Linked DNA regions of Homo sapiens: region 2 is linked to region 1. Evidence: chromatin loops called from intact Hi-C (ENCODE). Cell type or tissue: IMR-90. All regions are shown on one strand. Each heading gives the region's core, and the rest is flanking DNA. Links, peaks and the distances in the headings are about the cores only.

What was found. Hi-C counts contacts between places; a loop is a spot of excess contacts. Peaks named below come from ENCODE experiments on the same cell type or tissue, not always from the same donor. Only the 100,000 strongest peaks of a DNase experiment are listed, where the experiment ranks them.
Region 2: a loop joins it to region 1, with 5 times the contacts of the local background. A loop is called at or near these places in 12 of 110 quality-filtered maps.

Annotation. Positions count from the first base shown.
Region 1 is chr2:237,219,651-237,228,970 of GRCh38, reverse strand. It overlaps LOC105373953 (a long non-coding RNA gene), which reads right to left. Exons shown (of 6, transcript XR_924035.3): 2 at 6,703-6,811; 3 at 2,711-2,833. Among named protein-coding and RNA genes, the nearest start is that of COPS8, 140 kb to the right of the region's middle. In IMR-90, for the core only: no CTCF peak of the experiment used is centred there; DNase peaks (open chromatin) are centred at 5,530, 6,020 and 6,630; H3K27ac peaks cover 2,321 bases.
Region 2 is chr2:237,276,830-237,286,149 of GRCh38, reverse strand. No RefSeq gene overlaps it. Among named protein-coding and RNA genes, the nearest start is that of COL6A3, 130 kb to the left of the region's middle. In IMR-90, for the core only: a CTCF peak has its summit at 5,692; DNase peaks (open chromatin) are centred at 5,739 and 6,579; H3K27ac peaks cover 2,461 bases.

The DNA of each region.
Region 1 (9,320 bases), core at 4,158-6,657:
TCATGATGAAAATGAAAATTTTAACATTATATAGTGTATTAAAAATTGTTTTAAGTGCTTTTAAAATGTATTAAAAATCCTTCTCACCTAAAGAAAATTACAAATAGCAAGTGAAGTTTCTGCACAAATTATACAAATGATATGTAAAACTTCCGACAAATTGTATTCATCTCATATATTAACTTCCAAAAAATTGAAAAATCCCTATTTTAGCAGCTCTCAAATCATTTACCTTCTCTTCCTCTTACCTGCCACCACTGTATTTGGTACCATCTTCATCTTTGGCTTAGATCACTTGAATGGCCCTCTAATTAGCCTTCCTGCATGATCCTGACCCCTAATACTCCTCGCATCCATAGACAAAGTCATCTTTGAGGAATACTCTACTCAGAGCCCTCCAGAGGTTTCCTGTGGCTCACCGGATAAGTGCTCAAGGTTCTTCACAGTTGGGTTCTTGTTCACTCCGCCAAAGTCTTTTTCCTCATACTCCTCTCCAATCTCTCTGTTCTCTCCGCTTAGCCATTAGCCCACTAGGGCTGGGCTACTTTGAATTCTTAAAAACACCCACCTTCACTTGCCTCCAGCCCTTGGAATCTGCTGTCTCACTTCCCACCATACTCCCTCCTTTTCTCCTGCCTCTTCCCAGGAGTGGTCCTATTCATCCTTCAGGTCTCAGTGGAGAAGCCCCTTTTTAGTTCCCTAGATTAGGATATTACAATCTGAAAGCACTCTGTGCTTCTCCTTCACAGCATTTATACTTGTAATGATTTATTTGATTATTTTCCCAGTTGTCTCCAAGCCTACCATGATGCTTTGCACACAGGAGGACTTAATAAATCTTTGGAAGGAATGCATACTAGCTGGTTACAACACTGTATTGATCTGTCTTAGCCTAAGTTCTTTCGAAAAGAAAACCTGAGAGAAACACTGTTGATCAAAGCTTTCATTGGGAATTATGATCCCAAGAGCAAAGCTAAGGAACAGGGAAAGCATTTCAGCAAAGAAGAGTGAGTCAATGCAAGCTACACTGGCCGCTGAGATGGGAGATTGTGTGTTTAACACCACGATGTCTTCCGAGAAACCACAGAAAATGTGACTCAGAGTCAGTGCTGTGGCGTGGGGTAGGAAACGTTTATTTATTGGTTCCTTTCTCCCATTGTTTAAAGAGCTTTCAAGTGGAGCATTAACTATCCTGCACAACTGAGTCATGTATATGTGGGCACCAAGGGGTTCCTGTGGCATCCCATGCCCTGGCATTATCAGAAGTCACAGGCTGGTAGCCAAGAGACGTGTGAGCAGATCTGAACAAGGCACTGTCAGGGTGCACTCAGATGAAGACTGCACTTGGATGAAGCTGATTAGCCCCACACAAAGCTGCCATCACTTGGTTTCTGGAATTGGAGATGGGTGTGTAAGTGGTGTCTGAGCGTCCACCATCTAGATCACTCATATCATCTGATGCCCTATATTATATCTGGTTCCAGTTCTAAAAATGTTATCTCATTGATTATGAGAACAATATGCCCTCACTCCTCCTTGGAGAGGGGGAGAACTAGTGCAATCTGAGACATAGTGCACTCAAATATGCTGGCCATACCCAATCTCTGTTGACTTAACCCAAGAGGGTTACTGGTATAATGTATGGTGACTGAAACTGCAGATGAGTAAGACCGAACTGATATTCATATCTCCTTTTTCTTTTCCTCAATTTACATTTTCCTACCTTTCAAACACACTTTGCTGGGTCTGGGTTGCTTGCCTGGTTGAGGGACTTAAACTTGTAACCCTGAGGGGTCTGAGCCCTTGTCAAGCAATAGTGGCTGCAATAATCCTTCCACAGTGATTTCTAGGGAATCCTGGAAGCATCAAGGTACACGCAAGTATAGTGCCCAGGTTCCAGACACATCCACCCCTGCCTCCATTGCATGGAATGGTGTTTCTCTAAGTATGGTCTACAGACTTCTGGGGGTTTTCCCGAACAGCCTTTCATGGTTCTGCAAGGTCAAAATTATTTTCACAATAACATTAAGAAAATATTCCATGCAAAAGAATTTCAAATAATTTATGTAGATAGTTCATCCTCCAGGAGGCGGGGCATAACTCTCCACTCATTAAATGTAGGCTGCACATGGTGACTTCTTTTCAAAGGGTGCAGCATGGAAAAGAGAGAAGGTAAGTTTGCACTGTAGAAACCTGACAAACACATTGATCACCTGGCAAACCTGTCAGTTGATCAAAGTCAACATCAACAATAACAAGTCAGGTTGAGGCTGGGCGCAGTGGCTCAGGCCTATAATCCCAGCACTTTGGGAGGCCGAGCAGGTGGATCACCTGAGGTCAGGAGTTTGTGGCCAGCCTAGTCAACATGGTGAAACCCCGTCTCTAATAAACATACAAAAATTAGCCGGGTGTGGTGGTGCACACCTATAATCCCGGCTACTCGGGAGGCTGCGACAGGAGCATCGCGTGAACCCAGGAGGTGAAGGTTGCAGTGAGCCAAGATCGTGCCACTGCACTCCAGCTAGGGCAACAAGAGCAAAACACCATGTCAAAAAAAAAAAAGAAGTTAGGTTGATAGTATCTACCCTTAATATGATGCAGTTAGAATGGTGCTTCTCTTCTGTGGTGTTTCTTCCCCAAAACCCACAAACCCAGTCTAATTCAGAGAAAACATCAACAAGCCCCGATGAAAGAACATTCTACAAGATACCTGACCACTGTTCCTCAACATTGTCAAGGTCACCAAAATCAAGGAAGGTCTGAGAAATGGACAGTCAAGATGAGCCTAAGGAAACATGACAAGGAAGTATCATGTGATATCCTTGACGGGATCCTGAAACAGAAAAAGGACATTGGGTGAAACTCAGCAAATCTGAATAAAGCATGGATTTCAGCTAATGCTAATGGTTGTGACCAAAGTACCATACTAATAAAAGATATTAATCATCAGGGAAATAGAGTGTGGGGTTCATGAAAACTCTGTATGACCTTTGCAATGTTTCTGTAAATCGAGGCTGCAGTTAATACCACTGTAGTGCACACTTGAAATTTGTTAAGAAAAGGGTGGGCGGTGGCGAGTGATAAAAGACCACACATTGGTTACAGTGTACATTGCTTGGGTGATGGGTGCACCAAAATCTCAGAAATCACCACTAAAGAACTTATCCATGTAACCAAACACCACCTGTTCTCCAAAAACCTATTGAAATAAAAAAATTAAAAAGTGATTTAAAAAGTGGATCTTAAATGTACTCAGCAAGCACGCACAAATGGTAGCTACGTGAGGTGATGTGTGTGTCAATTAGCTTGATTGTATCACAAAGTGTACACATATCAAATCATCACATTATACATCTACTTATATAATTTTTGTCAATTATACATTAAAAAATAACAAATATTCCAGAATAAAAAACTTATTTAAAAACTCCACTAAGACATTTTTGCCTTCTCTACTGTGTTGACATTTTCCCTAAGGGTGCAAAAACCATGGTTCCAGCACCTTGGCAGGAACCCAGGCAGTGACATCAAATTCTACCAGGACACCTGAGCTCTCCATTGCCACAGCAGTATTTCATAAATAAATTTTATTTATAAAATCAATAAAATTATTGATTTTATTAAATTTTAACTTTTGAGGACCTGTCCTTTGAATATTCTGAGTGCCAAGATGGGGAGAACACATATGAGACCTCCGTACACCAACTACAAGGGTTATCCCAAAGAAGAGCTCTCATGCATTGTTTGTGTTGTGAGCTGAGCTAGTCTCTTTTTTCATAGAACACCAATTTTCTTTTTTTTTTTTTTTTTAGATGGAGTCTCCCTCTGTCGCCCAGGCTGGAGTGCATTGTGCATTGGTGCGATCTTGACTCACTGCAACTTCCGCCTCCCAGGTTCAAGTGATTCTCCTGCTTCAGCCTCCCGAGTAGCTGGGATTACAGGCGTGTGCCACCATGCCTGGCTACCTTTTGTGTTTTTAGTAGAGATAGGTTTTTGCTGTGTTGGCCAGGCTGGTCTTGAACTCCTGACCTCAAATGATCGCCCGTCTCTGCCTCCCAAAGTGCTGGGATTACATGCGTAAGCCACTGTGCCAAGCCTAGAACGCCATTTTTACTTGAAAGAATAACTGAAAGACAAATTATGGTTGTTCGGACTTAGGTATTTGCCAGAGAGTTGCTAAAAGAATTAATGGTGTGGGCCTGTCACTTCAAGGAAAACAATTGACCATGAAAATTCGAACTTTCAAGCACAGATTAGAACTTTATACAATGGTCACTAACTCAAGTGACACCCTGGAACCCTGAATGAATCTTTGTTGACTGGCACATTTACTTGTAGAACTTATTTTCAACGTCTTAATGTTCCATGTTTTCCTAATAATTATCATCATATTATTCATATCTAAGTGAATTTTTAAAACCACAATTTATGTACATTTTCTATTCCTAGTCTCCAGGTCTAGTGGAGTCTGTTTGCCTGGGTTTGGTGAAAGCAGAAAATAATTTTGTTGCAGGGCAGGGTGAAAAAAACAGAATCTGTCCCAATAGCCTGGAGGGTGTGGAGACTGTCACCGTCCTTCCTGACTGAGGGGAGTTTGATGCCTAAATGAAAGATGCCATGAACATGAACATACGCATGCATGTACCTTTGTAGTCCAGTGATTTATTTTCCTTTGGGTATATACCCAGTAATGGGATTGCTGGGTCAAATGGTATTTCTGGTTCTAGATAAGTGGGAGCTGAGCAATGAGAACACATGGACACAGGGAGGGGAACAACACAGTAGGGCCTGCTGGTGGGTGGGTGGCGGGGAGGCAGAGCATTAGGAAAAATAGCTAATGCATGCTGGGCTTAATACCTAGGTGATGGGTTAATAGGTGCAGCAAACCACCTTGGCACACGTTTACCTATGTAACAAACCTGCACATCCTGCACATGTACCCAGGAACTTAAAATAAAAATACAAATTTTTTATAAAAGAAAGACGCCAGATGGGCTCAGTGATTAAGATGAGGGATTTCTTAGGCAGAGTCTGAGACGGGGGTCTTGTGGAAATGATCTATTGTAGGACCTGTGGGCAGAAAGGGAGTGAAGGAAGCCAAGAAGCCTGGAGAAGGGTGGAGCCAGGCAGGTTCTTGGCTGGGGTCCAGTTTCTGCCTGATCCCCGGGGAAGTTGGGGAGTGTGAATTGCACCACGGAGTGGTCCCACTGTGAGGGAGGGGGCCTGGGCTTTTGTCCTAGTCAGGCTTGGCCCTTGGCTGCCTTGTGTGTGGGAGAGTAATCTTCTGGGCCCAGAAGCTGTTACTGTCCCAAGGGAACTTCTCTGGAAATGGGCAGCTGTGAGCCCTCGGCAGCCAATGCTCACAGACCTAGAGGATGGGGCACCAGCCCAGAGATCTGGGCAGGGAACAGAGAGTATCCACTACAAGGTTTCAGCAGTCCCTGTTTTCTCTGAACAAAAGCCCACAACCCCAGAAGCCAGGATGACTTGGGGCAACCCGTGACACATAAGACCAACACATTCTTCTTAGGGGAATTCCTGCAGGGAATAGTTGAGGTCCTGGCTGCAATTCAAGAATGAGTTGCATCTTGGAGCTCCTTCATGAGGCCAGCCCTTGGGACCAAGAGTTCCTTTCTACCCTCGCCACTTCAAAGCCATCCTGGAAGAGTGCATGTGCATGTGTGTGTGCATGCAAGGTGCGTGGATGCATGTGTGCACATGCATCAGGTAGGCACATGGATGGCTTCTAGTCAAATAAAAAAATCCACACGACTGTATGGAGCTTCTCTGATCCATTTTGGCTGGCTAGATGTGATCATGGATTTTTATGTAAAATACAATTAGTTTTACGTATTGTTGCACAGTTTGGACCTATTAGAAAAGACCATTAAGGCTAAAAATAGAACCAGAAGAAAAAGGGGACTGACAGCAGACAAATCCCCTAACTTAATTCTCTCCGTGTAAGGTAATCTAGAAGGGTATGGAGGGAAATGTTAGGCAGGGGCCACTAGAAGGCAAAGGGATTTTTCTGCCTGGACATCTAAGTTTAAGAAAACATTGCTTGGGGGTGCGCTGGTGACAGCAGCTGCTGTACAAATGCAGCCATCCACCCCGGGTCAGTTTGCTTTTTGATTGATAACTTGGGAGCAGACTCAACACATCTGGACCATACACATCTGGAAAGAGAGTTGCCAAATTAAACATGCACTAACTTCACACTGTCTCCCAGATTGTTTAGTTTTGGGGAAACTGAGGAAGCAGTGGGAAATGGGGGCCCCAGCAGCTTTGTCTGAGCAGTTTGTTTTCCACTGAAAATCCAGGTCCCCAAAGAGGTTTTCAGGTATTTCAGTTTTGAGAACCGTAATATTGGAATACGATTGTTTTGGTGAAACCAACCTGACCGTAAATGAACTTTGCTTTCAAAGTTATCGTATGCCAAGATTCTTATTGTCTAGAGAGTAACGGCATGTAGAATGTTTAATCAATATGTAGTCAAGCCAATCAGTTTCTCATCAGACAAAAATGCTGTGGTAATATTCTGTCTCTGTGGTCTATTATTTTTCTTTACCCAATAAGATAAAAAATCTTTTTTCTTCATGAGCAAAATGGTCATTTCCCCAAGCACGTTATAAACAGGAAATGCACCATCTGCAGTCACTTTTTCTCCCTTGGGTCCGCAAACCACCTGCATTCCAAACTCACCAGGCTGCACTCTGGGACGTTGCCACGCTTGCTAAGGGAAAGTTTGGCTTTCCGTGGGGATGTTTTGTGAAGAGATGACAGCGAGCTCCCAAAGATGCCAATTTCAATACTAAAGAGAAAAAAGAAACATGATCTTTTAAAAGAAACAATATAAATTTCACTAGATACCAACCCTTCAACTGAATAAAATTAGTAAAATTGATCTCCACAGCTAACATTTGCAATCACTGTGCTAAGCAAGTTACTCAGGTTAACTGAGTTCACCTCTACAAGCTCCTATGAGTTAAGTCTGCTTGTTATCCTCCTTTTTGAGATGAGAACCGGAGGCACAGAAGAGGTTATTCAAGCCAGAAGTGGCAGAGAGAGATTTGAACCCAGACAGTCTGACTCCAGCAATGACCTATGTTCCTATTAGGCTCCTAGAGTCAGGGGCACTGGCCCTTATGTGCAGAGAAGGGTGTGGGTCCAGGTTCTCCAGCCAGGTAGACCGTCTCCCCAGCCACTCTCTGGCTGTGTGTTGTGTAGGGCAGCACATTTGGAGCCTCACAGAACACAGAGACTCACAGAACAGAGCCTGGGAAGTGGAACAGCCTTCAGACACAACGAGAGAGAGAGAGTGCCACCGCCTGCGGGAGGGTCGCCACTTCCCCTTCTGAGCAGAGCTTGGGTGGATCAGGTGGGGAAGGGTAGGGTCGTTATTCCCCATGTACTAGGAAGCCTGGTTGAGAGGACATGTAGCTTAGGGAGAGCCTGTGCTGGAGGAACAGGGGTGGGCGAGGGCCCCCACCCAGGTTCTGCCCCGCTACCAGCTGTGTGACCTGGGACAAAGCAGTTATCTTCTCTGGTCTTTGTTTTATTCCTCTATAACAGGAGAGGTTTGGTGGACAGAATCAGATGTAGATATAAGTACAGGTGAAGATAGGCCAACATGCAAAGACTCATCTAGACTAGATGATAAAACCCACTTTGTTACGGATTTGAGCAGGAAGGATTGCACCATGTATAGTGCTGGCAACTAATGAAGTATTTGGAAATGAGTTAATTCGGTCCTCGCCTTATATCAAACACTAAAGTCAACTCTAAATGTGTTAAAGAGCTACATGTTAAACAAAGAAAGAAAATAAATCCCTAAGAAACCATAAGAATTATAAGTAAATGTTAATTTCAGAATGGGAAAGGACATTATTCATAAAAGCAAAAAAAAAATTTACAAAAGGGAAAGATTTAAGTAATGCCTAAATGAAAAATTTAACCCAATAGAAATTTAGGGGAAATATTTATTAAAAAGGGTTTTAATGTCTCTTGACTATCTTTTAAATGGTTGCTAAGTTGATAGTAGCTTCATCTATCTTCTTATTGATTTTATTTGTAGCTCTTTGCTAAAGCACGAGGTTAAACCTCTTCAAGTGTTTGTTCATGCCCTTTACCTATTTTTTAATTGGTATATTCATCTTTTTTTAATTTAAAAATTCTTTGTATATTAAGGAAATTAATCATTTATTTATTATATACTGTAAAGAATTTTCTGTTAGTATATTGCTGTTGATTTAAAGTGTGAAAGTGTAGTTTAAAAAAAGTTCTTTTTTGCTAAATAATATGTATTTGAATCCACTTTTTTTCCTTTATACTTTTTGGTTTTGAAATCACTCTACTTCAGTATTATTAAAGGTTTCACCAGAAATGATTCCTCATAATTTTATGATTTTGTATTTTGCTTTTAAATATTTTACCCATCTGGAATTAATTTTGATTCTAAGAGTGAGCCAAAGATCTGGCTTTATATTTTTTTTTACAAAAGTCCCCCAAATATTTATTGAATAATTTTTTTCTCCTCATTTGAAAAGATACTTTTTATCATAAAGTACATCGTGACATACATATTTCTATTTCTGGACTCTCATTCTATTACATTGATCTGCCCATCTATTTCAGGGTCAGTTTTATACTCCTTTACTATCATTTGATAATGCACTTGAGTATTTGATAGGATAAATCTGATTTAAACGAGTCTCCTTTTTCCTCACCCGAGAATTTTCTTAACTCTTCTATGTCTCTTCTTCTTGTCATTCTAACATGCTAAATTCCTACTGGAATTTTTATTGCATTACTTGGAATTTGTGGATATATTTAGAGATTGCTAATATTCATAATAGAGACTTCTCTGCAAAAACAAGGGACACATTTTATTTTACACTTTACGGAATTTAAAAAATTAAAATGGTACATGCCCACGAGTTAAAAAGTCAAACACCACTACAATATTTAGCAGTCATTGAATGCACTTACACACATATTTTTCAATGGTATTCATACTACCATGTCTATTGTCTTCTTACTTGTGGTAAGTGAGTGAGGAGTGAATTATTTCAATAGATTCAGGGAAAATTTTTTAAACTTTTTTTTTTTTTTTTTTTTTGAGATGGAGTCTTGCTCTGCCGCCCGGGCTGGAGTGCAGTGGCGCGATCTCGGCTCACTGCAAGCTCCGCCTCCCGGGTTCACGCCATTCTCCTGCCTCAGCCTCCCGACTAGCTGGGACTACAGGCGCCCGCCACCACGCCCCGCTAATTTTTTGTATTTTTAGTAGAGACGGGGTTTCACCGCGTTAGCCAGGATGGTCT
Region 2 (9,320 bases), core at 4,140-6,639, 57 kb before region 1:
AAAGCTGCTGGTGCAAGTCCCAGAGTCCAAAGGCTGAAAAACTTGGAGTCTGATGTCCAAGAGCAGGAGGAATGGAAGCAAGAGTCCAACACTGGAAGAAGAAGACGACCCAGGACTCAGCACCCCACTTATCCCACCTTTTTCCACCAGCTTCGTTCTAGCTGTGCTGGCAGCAGATTGAATGGTGCCCACCCACATTGAGGGTGGGTCTTCCTTTCCTAGTCCACCGATTCACATGCCAATCTTCTCTGGCAACAACCTCACAGACACTCCTAGAAATAATTCTTTACCAGCCATTTAGGCATCCTGCAATCCAATTCAGCTGACGCCTAATATTAACCATCACACTTATGATTGCATAATGGGCTCCTTGTTTTTTACCCAAAGGAGTTAAAAACTTATGACCACACAAAAACCTACATGCAAATGTTTATAGCAGCTTTATTCAAAATTGCCAAAATTTAGAACCCACCAAGATGTCCTTCAGTAGGTGAGTGGATAAATAAATGCAGTATATCTACACAAAGGAATATTAGTCAGCAATAAAAATAAATTCGTTTTCAAGCCATTGAAAAGACATGGAGGGAACTTAAATGTATATTACTATGCATTGTAAGATTGAAAGAAGCCAATCTGAAAAGGCTAAATGTTACATAATTTCAACTATATGTCGGTCTGGAAATAGCAGAACCATAGAGACAGGAACAAGACCAGTGGTTGCCAAGGGTTAGGGGGATGGAGGGATGGATAAGTGGCGCACAGAGAACATTTAGAGCAGTAAGACTACTCTCTGTATGACACTGTAGTGGTGGATACATGTCCTTATACATTTGTCTAAATCCATAGAATGCACAACACCAAGAGTGAACCCTAAAGTAAACTATGGACTCCAGATGATAATGATGTATCCATCTAGTTCATCAATTGTAATACATATACTTTCTGTTAGAGGATGTTGATAATGAGGAGGACTATGTGGAGAAAGGAGGTATATGACAAATCTCCATATCTTCTGTTCCATTTTGCTGTGAACCTAAAACTAATATAAAAAAGTCAATAAAAAAGGATTGAGAGCAACCTAGAATGTCTGGAGTGGAGAGAGTGGTGGTGGGAGCTGATGGAGAAAGCTGGGCCTGGGGGTGAACTTATGTACCATACTGAGAATTTTGGCCTCTATCCTGAGAGTGGAGTAGAACCCACTGAGATTCCATGTTGGAAAGTGACATGGATTGATTTGCATTTCATAAAGATGATTATGGATGTGATGGGTAGAATGGATTGACAAGGGGACAAACATAGCTGCATGGGGACCAGTGAGGAGGCAATCAGAGAAGTTTCACAGCACAGACAATTATGAGTATAGGGGAGAGAATGTGCAATATTGAAGAAATTCATAAAAGTGATGCTATATTGGACACGGAGAGAAAAGTCACAGATACCTTCAGATTTGAGTCTTGAGCAAGAGGCTGTATGATGATTGCATTCACCAACATGGTGCCTCAGGAGAGAAGCAGGGTTTCTCTGGCAACTGGAGTGGAAGATGAGCTCATGCTTTAAGCACATTGAGTTTGAGGTACCACTTAGTTACCTATGTGGAGCTGTCAATAAGATAGTGGGATTTTGTGAGTCTGGCTCTCAGAAAGAGGTGTGGACTAGAGATGGAGATTTTAGGATATTCAGTTCATAGATGGTCTCTAAAGTCATGACACAGATGGGATTGCACAGGCAGAGTTTAGTGTGAAGAACAGGATGAGGTGGTCCTCAGGGACCACATTTAGGGTTAGGAGAGGTGGAGGTGGAAAAGGAGACAGGGGCTATCGAGGAGCTGAGAAGACAATGTTGGGAGTGTGTGTCCTGCAAGCTGAGGTGTCCTGAGAGAGCAGACAGGGGCTCTGATAACCTGTCTTGGGGGTGGGGAGAAGAAATCAGCTTAAAGGGAATGAGGGAGTTGCACCAACGAAGAAGCATGACCGAGGCAGGGGCAATAGCAGGTATGACGCAAAGACATAAGAATGAGCAGGGATTGATACTGGCCATTGCAGATTAGTAAGAACCATGGGAGAGTAGGGTGCCGCATGAGGAGAGGCAAGAGTTGAGGCTACAAAAGAGGGGTGCAGGGCAGCTCCTAAACAGCTCTCTGCTCTATTTTAGTTAAGTGTGGATTCTGCTGAAATCTGCTGTGCTACGTTTGCGTAGGGACACAGCGGATCCCATTTGCAGGGACAGGAATTGCAGAGATATTTAAGAAACAGCACTGACAGGAATTACAGTTAGATATCTAATACCTTAAAAAGTTTAAAATTTTAAATTTCCATCAGGAAAGCATTACTCTTAGAGAAATAGATTATTAAAACTCATTGGTGATAGTCCAGATATGATTCATCAAAGTGGAAATGTCATTCCTTTAAAGATGTGAGTCATAGACATTGTTATAAGTTGGTGACACTGCAGCTGTTTTTGGAAACCACCATGTGTCTATATCCATTTTATGCATTTCACATACTACAGTATATCCAAAATTATTGGACGTTTTTCCTCAGCCACTGGGCACACACTACCTTATCTGTCATAATACCATTAGAAGTGGGTTGTCATTGAATACAAATGCCTTCGTGATATGAAAATTTACTAAAAAAAAATTATCTTTCCAAATGGAAAACACCAATCAGAATTACAAAAAAAAGAAAAAAAGAAAAAAGTACAAGCCATCAATGCTTCTAGATGGGTCATCTTAATACAGCCCAATTCCATTTCAAAAATGTAAATATCCAGCCTGATTGCACAAGTAGCTCACTACTTGGGTATAATGAAGTTGTTCCCACTGCATGGTGGAATTTGCTAAGGCCGTAGAGCAAAAATGTGATCACTTGCCAGCATGTGCTACAATTAATTATGTGAAATTTCCTGATATAAGAGCAAACACTATTGGATTACTTCAAACACTAAACAGGATCACTTTTAGGTTGAGCAAAAAAAAAGTGAAATGAGAATGGTGGGGCGTTGGTTGTGATTGTCAATCTCATCTCAGCCTGGATTGTTAGAAAAGGGCCAGACAGAAAGCTTCTCTTTTCTGAGGTCTTCACCTAGGATCCAGACAGACGGGGGAGGCTTTGGGCTGAAACTAAAAACCTAGGAACACCCAGTCATCATCAGAGGCTCTACCACTTATCCCAACTCTGCTCTGGGGTAGACAGACAGACACTGTCTCCTCCACCTACACAACTCAGTCACAGCTGCAGAGTTAATGCAGTGCTTCCCAAATGAATAAAGCTCTTGGCATTTCTGCTCCTCCATGTAGATGCACATGAGTAAATGGGACATTTCCATCCTTCCCTTCCCCTCCCCTCCCCTCCCTTCCCTTCCCACCCTTCCCCTCACCTCCCCTCCCTTCCTCTCCTCTCTCCTTCCCTTCCTCTTCTCCTTCCCCTTCCCCTTCTCCTTCCCCTTCCCCTCCCCCTTCCCCTTCTCCTTCCCCTTCCCCTCCCCCTTCTCTCCCCTCCCCTCCCTCCCCTCTCCTTCCTTCCTTCTTCCCTTCCTTCCTTGTTTTCTTCCTGCTTCTCTCCCTCCCTCTCCTATCCTTCCTTCTTCTTCCTTCTTCTCTCCTTTCTTTTTTTCCTGCTACAAATATTTGAACATCCTATTTTGTCCCAAATGCTGGGGACACACCAGTAAACAAATGGACAAAAATCCCTATCCTCATGGAATTCGTCTTCTAGTATGGAAGGTAATTTAACATGATTATCAGGCAGATTACATTTGCTTTGAAGTAAAGCCTGAAGACTTGAGTTGTAATCTTTTCCGTAGTCACTTGCTGTAGGATTTAAGTCGTTTCATGTCTCCAAGCCTTAGTTTACAAAATACCTAGGAGGATTAAGTGTTTGTCAGTTACTCAGTGCTCCATAAGTGCTCCATAAGTCAGTGTGATGAAACGTGCAGACATAACTGAAGCTGCAGATCTAGTAAGCTTTATGGCATTTAAACAATGGTTGGATTTGTAAATCCTATAATCCAATATTCTGTGTGTGGGCTCCTTTGTCCTTAAGATGAGACATGATTTCCAAATTGAGGTTGAAGAACTTTGAAATTCATTTCCTGGCATTATGCCCAAACCAGCCTGTCTTTGAGAAATCCTACCATCTAGAAGTGGCTGAGTTTCTGACTAGGTTGTGGTCACTGTGGCCTCCAGTTCTATTCAATTTGCCCTCTTGGGAAATGTGCCAGAGACTCCACCAGAGGCTCATCGCTTCCATCACTGCTGGTGTTCTCAATGCCACAGATCATTTTGGACGCAAAATGACAAGCATTTTACAGCAAAGCCTTATTAGCAAAAGGGAATTAAGTAAGAAGCTAAGGCAGGACTCATTTTACGTGCACATTAGGGCAAGGCTTTTGTCCTTTGCTTCCAGTTGCTTCCAAGTTACAATAATTTCCCTAATTTGACAGTATGTTAGAAGATGCAGATAATTTCCTTTAGGCCTCTAAAATTTGCTCACCTAGGAATCCCTCCCTGTCCTGGACTTTTCTTTACTTCATCCTAAACACAAACTTTCTCTTGCCTAGACAAACCTTGACGTCCGGTTCCCTGCCCACTCTTGCCAACAGCACCCAAGTCCTACCAAAGCCAGTGAGAGCCTCTGAGTTTTCCAACTGTGGTGTGGGTTGTTTGGATCTGTTGATTTTTAAAATGTTTTAATTCACTTTGTGCTTTGATTTTATGTAGACAGGGAGATGGTCATTCTCCGAATATTCTGATTTTCCATTTGAAAATAATTACTATTGTGCAAAGATGGTAAAGCTAAATTATTTCAACAAACCAATTAGAATATCCATTTTATGAACTGTTCTCTATTTTGGAAGAAAAATGAATTAAAACAAGACTAACATCAGGAAACTTTTCACATAACACATATTTATTACACACCCTCTGAACGAAGACGTTGTATTGGGCCCCAAGGCTCCCAGCCACTGAGCTCGTCGTGGCCTGTGGGGGCTGATTTGTCATCCAAGCCAAGATAGACATGGTTCCTGTCGTCATGGAGCTTGTCTCAGAGGAGAGGCATTGATCAGAAATGAAGTGGATTCATTAAGGGGGCCAATATTCGTTCAGGGTTAGCTCCACTCATTCCTGCCTGACCCCTGAGCCAGGAGGGGCTGAGAGATGCCCCAGATGGTGTTACCGAAGTAAAAAGGCGAACAAACATTTTAGGAAGCTTTTAACATGGGTTGAAACAAATTCAGTTAACCAGAAACCCATTCCCAATTTAATCCAGTTAATTGAGGTGTTATACAAACCCAAATATGCTTTTTGGGGAACGTCTGTATTTGCAAAGACGTCAGTGGTATATTTCCTTTGACCTGAAAACCTGGTGAGGTTGGTAACACAAGAATTGTTGGTCCTTATTTTACCATTAAGTAGAAACATGGCTTCTGAGTATTTCCTGTGTGCAGAGCCCTGTTTTCCCTGCGATGGGGTTTTTAAAAAATTGACATGAAAATGATTGGCCTTGATTACAACGTTAAAATGAAGAAGTTTCAGTAAATTCAAGTGCACAGGATGTACATTTTCCAGAGGGAGGTCCTCAGAGCCGAGACAGATCTAAGCAGCCTCAAGTGGCCACTGGGCTCAGCGTGGCCTGTGGGGGCTTATTTGTCATCCAAACCAGCGGTGTGGGTGGCTGAAGAAATTCCCACAAGCTGCAGACCACGGTTGACTCTCATGGTTTTTATTCGGTACTACGGAAGGCATTTCCTCCGAGATGATTCACTGGGGAAATTTGATATACTGTGGGGTGATGGGGCTGGTCTCTGACATTTTCATTACTGTATTAATTTTGTGTCCTCCCGACTCCTATCGGCTCCCACACGTACACAGCTGGCTATTGTTTCCCTTCATTCCAAACATGTATAACGTTTATTTTAAAAAAAACTCCAGAGCAGAAATTTACATCAATCCCTTTAAAATTCCATTCCGTTCGTTTTGGCCCGCTCTTCCAGTTTCCCACTCTGTGAATGAGCGACTTTGAGGGTGAAGGCCTTTGCAGTCCAGACTCTGCAGCTCTGTGTCACTGGGGTCCCACCATGTCACGAGCTTCTTTGCAGGTGCCCACGCGAAATGCAGACAAGACTCCGCCCAAGGTTCCAACAGACCGTCAATGAGTGGGGACAGCAGAAATCACAGGGACAAAGTTCACTTCTTATTTTTTTCTGCAATGTGTAGTGAAGTTTTTGTCTGAGAACAGATGACCATGTGGACAGCCAGCCCTGTACGGACTCCAAAGCTGGTGTTTGGAATGAGGGGCTTTGGCTTGCTGGCTTCCGTTGTGTCCTCTGTCCCCAACAAGCCATAGACCTTTTGTCTCTTTCCATGGATCCCCTTTCACCTGGCAGCGGAGTCCCTGCTGCCACCAAATGCAGACCCCCAACCTGTGTTCTGCGTCTCCCTCTGTCTCCTAAGCACCTTGACTCTACAAGTGTCTCCGTCTTTTGTAGCATCAGCATCTGTCTTCTGTGTCCTTCCCATCAGCCACATACTCCTTCATAGCTTTCGTCCTAAAACAAACAAACACCACCACCAGCAAGCTTCTTGAACTCCACAGATTACCCAGCTCCCTCTCGTTTCTCAGCTCTATGTCTCAGCCAAACCCCTCCTTCTAGCCTCTCTATAAACTGCTGTCATCAGGCTCTGACCCCACGGAAATGTCCTTTTGCCCCACCATCAGTATGCTCCATGCTGTGACTCTGTCCTCATCTTACCTAAGCTACCCTTGGTGGGCTTTAGTACCCTTGGCCTCCTCTAAAACCTTTCTTCTCCCAGCGTCCATGACTCCATGCTCTCCCGGTTTTCCCCAGAGTGGGAAGCCTTCCATCCTATTCACAGCAAAGCCCTGCCAGCTCTAGTCCAGGTCCGTCTCTGCTCTCACCTCCCTCTCCCCATCCTGCCTGGTGTCCCCTGACTTGGAGGGAGCACATGTGCTTGTTGCTATGGTGCAGGGTGGACTGCCAGGGAGGTAATGGTGGAGCCCAAAGAGCCTTCACATCTGAGATGCAGCAGGAGATAAAATGAGAGTGTTCCCCAGCTCCAATCTAAAGTAAAAATGTTACAGCAAAGGGCCTGGGATTTAGGTATGCCAATACAGGTTACAAATGTAATATGTGCTATGAAGCGAAGGCTCTTTCCATATTTAAATACACTACAAAACAATTCTGAAAGAATGTGACTAGGTTATATTCAAAACGATAGTGCAGGAGGCATCCCTCTTTCTTTAAAATTGCTTGCTTGAAGGTAGGTCATAAAATGAATCACTGGTCAGCATTTTGGCAGCCATGCTGGGGCTATGCTCCCGGGCACTGGCCTCATTTGCCTCCTTTGGAAACGAGTTGCAACTTAACTCAAGCCGAGCCAGGCAGCCTGTTAGCAATTATAATGCAATACTACAAGATTCATATCCTGTTAAGGGACTTTAAAAATCAGATCATCACTCAGAAAGCCTAGCAGTCAAGTCAGAGTTGTCAGAGCAAAATGGAACAATCAAAACCCCAGAGCGAAGCTTTGTAATTTTGTAGCAGGACAAGCCGCAGACAAATCCCCTCAGACACGGAGTTAAAGAAGGAAGGGCTTCATTTGGCCGGGAGCTTCCGCAAAACTCACGTCTCCAAAAACCGAGCTCCGCAAGTGAGCAATTCCTGTCCCTTTTAAGGGCTTAGAACTCTAAGGGGGTCCACGCGAGAGGGTTGTGATTGATTGAGCAAGCAGTGGGTATGTGACTGGGGGCTGCATGCACCGGTAATCAGAACGGAATGGAACAGAACAGGACAGGGATTTTCACAGTGCTTTTCCATACAATGTCTGGAGTCTATAGATAACATAACCGATTAGGTCAGGGGTCGATCTTTAACCAGGCCCAGGGCTCGGCGCCGGGCTGTCTGCCTGTGGATTCCATTTCTGCCTTTTAGTTTTTACTTCTTCTTTCTTTGGAGGCAGAAATTGGGCATAAGACAATATGAGGGGTGGTTTCCTCCCTTAATTTAGTTCACTGAACAAACTGGAAAAAGTGAGCCCGTTTCAACAGATACGATGAATTTGTTAAGTTTGTATTACTCTCACCTTTAACAATAAAAATCTTCAGCTTTTTACTAAAAATGTATGGAGAGAATATTCTAGATTCTATCACACGTTAGGACTGACAGATGAGAGATCTACAGCACCACACGGTTATTAAAATGATGAATGTGAGTAGAAAGCCACCATTACCCTAAACACAGCACAATGGTGGCAGTTTTCCTCTTGCTTAGGCATTTGGTAGATGGAGAAAATGAAAAGCTGGGTCAAAGTGTACATTTTTTTTTCTGTCAACATACATGCTTTTTATTGTGGCAAAGAATATTATACATGGCATAAAATTTACCACTTTAACCACTTTTGAGTGTACAATTCAATGCATTAAATATTCATATATTTTTTTGAAACTTTTATTTTAGGTTCAGGGGTACATGTGCAGGTTTTTTATATAGGTAAACTCATGTAATGGGAATTGTTGTAGAGATTATTTGGACACCCTGGTACTAAGCCTAATACCCAAATTTTTAAAAATTCTCTCCCTCCTCCCACTCTCCACCCTCAAGTAGGCTCCAGTGTCTGTTGTTCCCCTCTTTGTGTCCATGTGATCTCATCATCCCACTTATAAGTGAGAACGTGCGGTATTTGGTCTTCTGTTCCTGTGGTATAGTTTGCTACAGATAATGGCCTCCAAAAGACATGATCTCATTCTTTTTTATGGCTGCATAGCATTTGACGGTGTGTATGTACCACATTTTCTTTATCCAATCTGTCACTGGTGGGCGTTTAGGTTGATTCCATGCCTTTGCTATTGTGAACAGTGCTGCATTGAACATTTGTGTGCATGTGTCTTTGTGGTAGAATGATTTATAGTCCTTTGGGTATATACCTAGTAATGGAATTGCTGGGTTGAATGGTAGTTCTGTTTTTGGCAATTTGAGGAATTGCCACATTGCTTTCCACAATGGCTGAACTAATTTACACCCCCACCAACAGAGTGTAAGTGTTCCCTTTTCTCTGTAACCTTGCAAGCATCTGTTATTTTTCGACATTTTATTAATAGCCATTCTGACTGGTGTCATATGGTATCTCATTGTGGTTTTGATTTGCATTTCTTTAATGATCAGTGACATGGTTTTAATTTGGGTTCCCACCCAAATCTCATGTTCAACTGTAATCCCCCATGTTGGAGATACGGCCTGGTGGGAGATGACTGGATCATGGGGGTGGATCCTTCATCAACGGTTTGGCACCATCCCCTTGG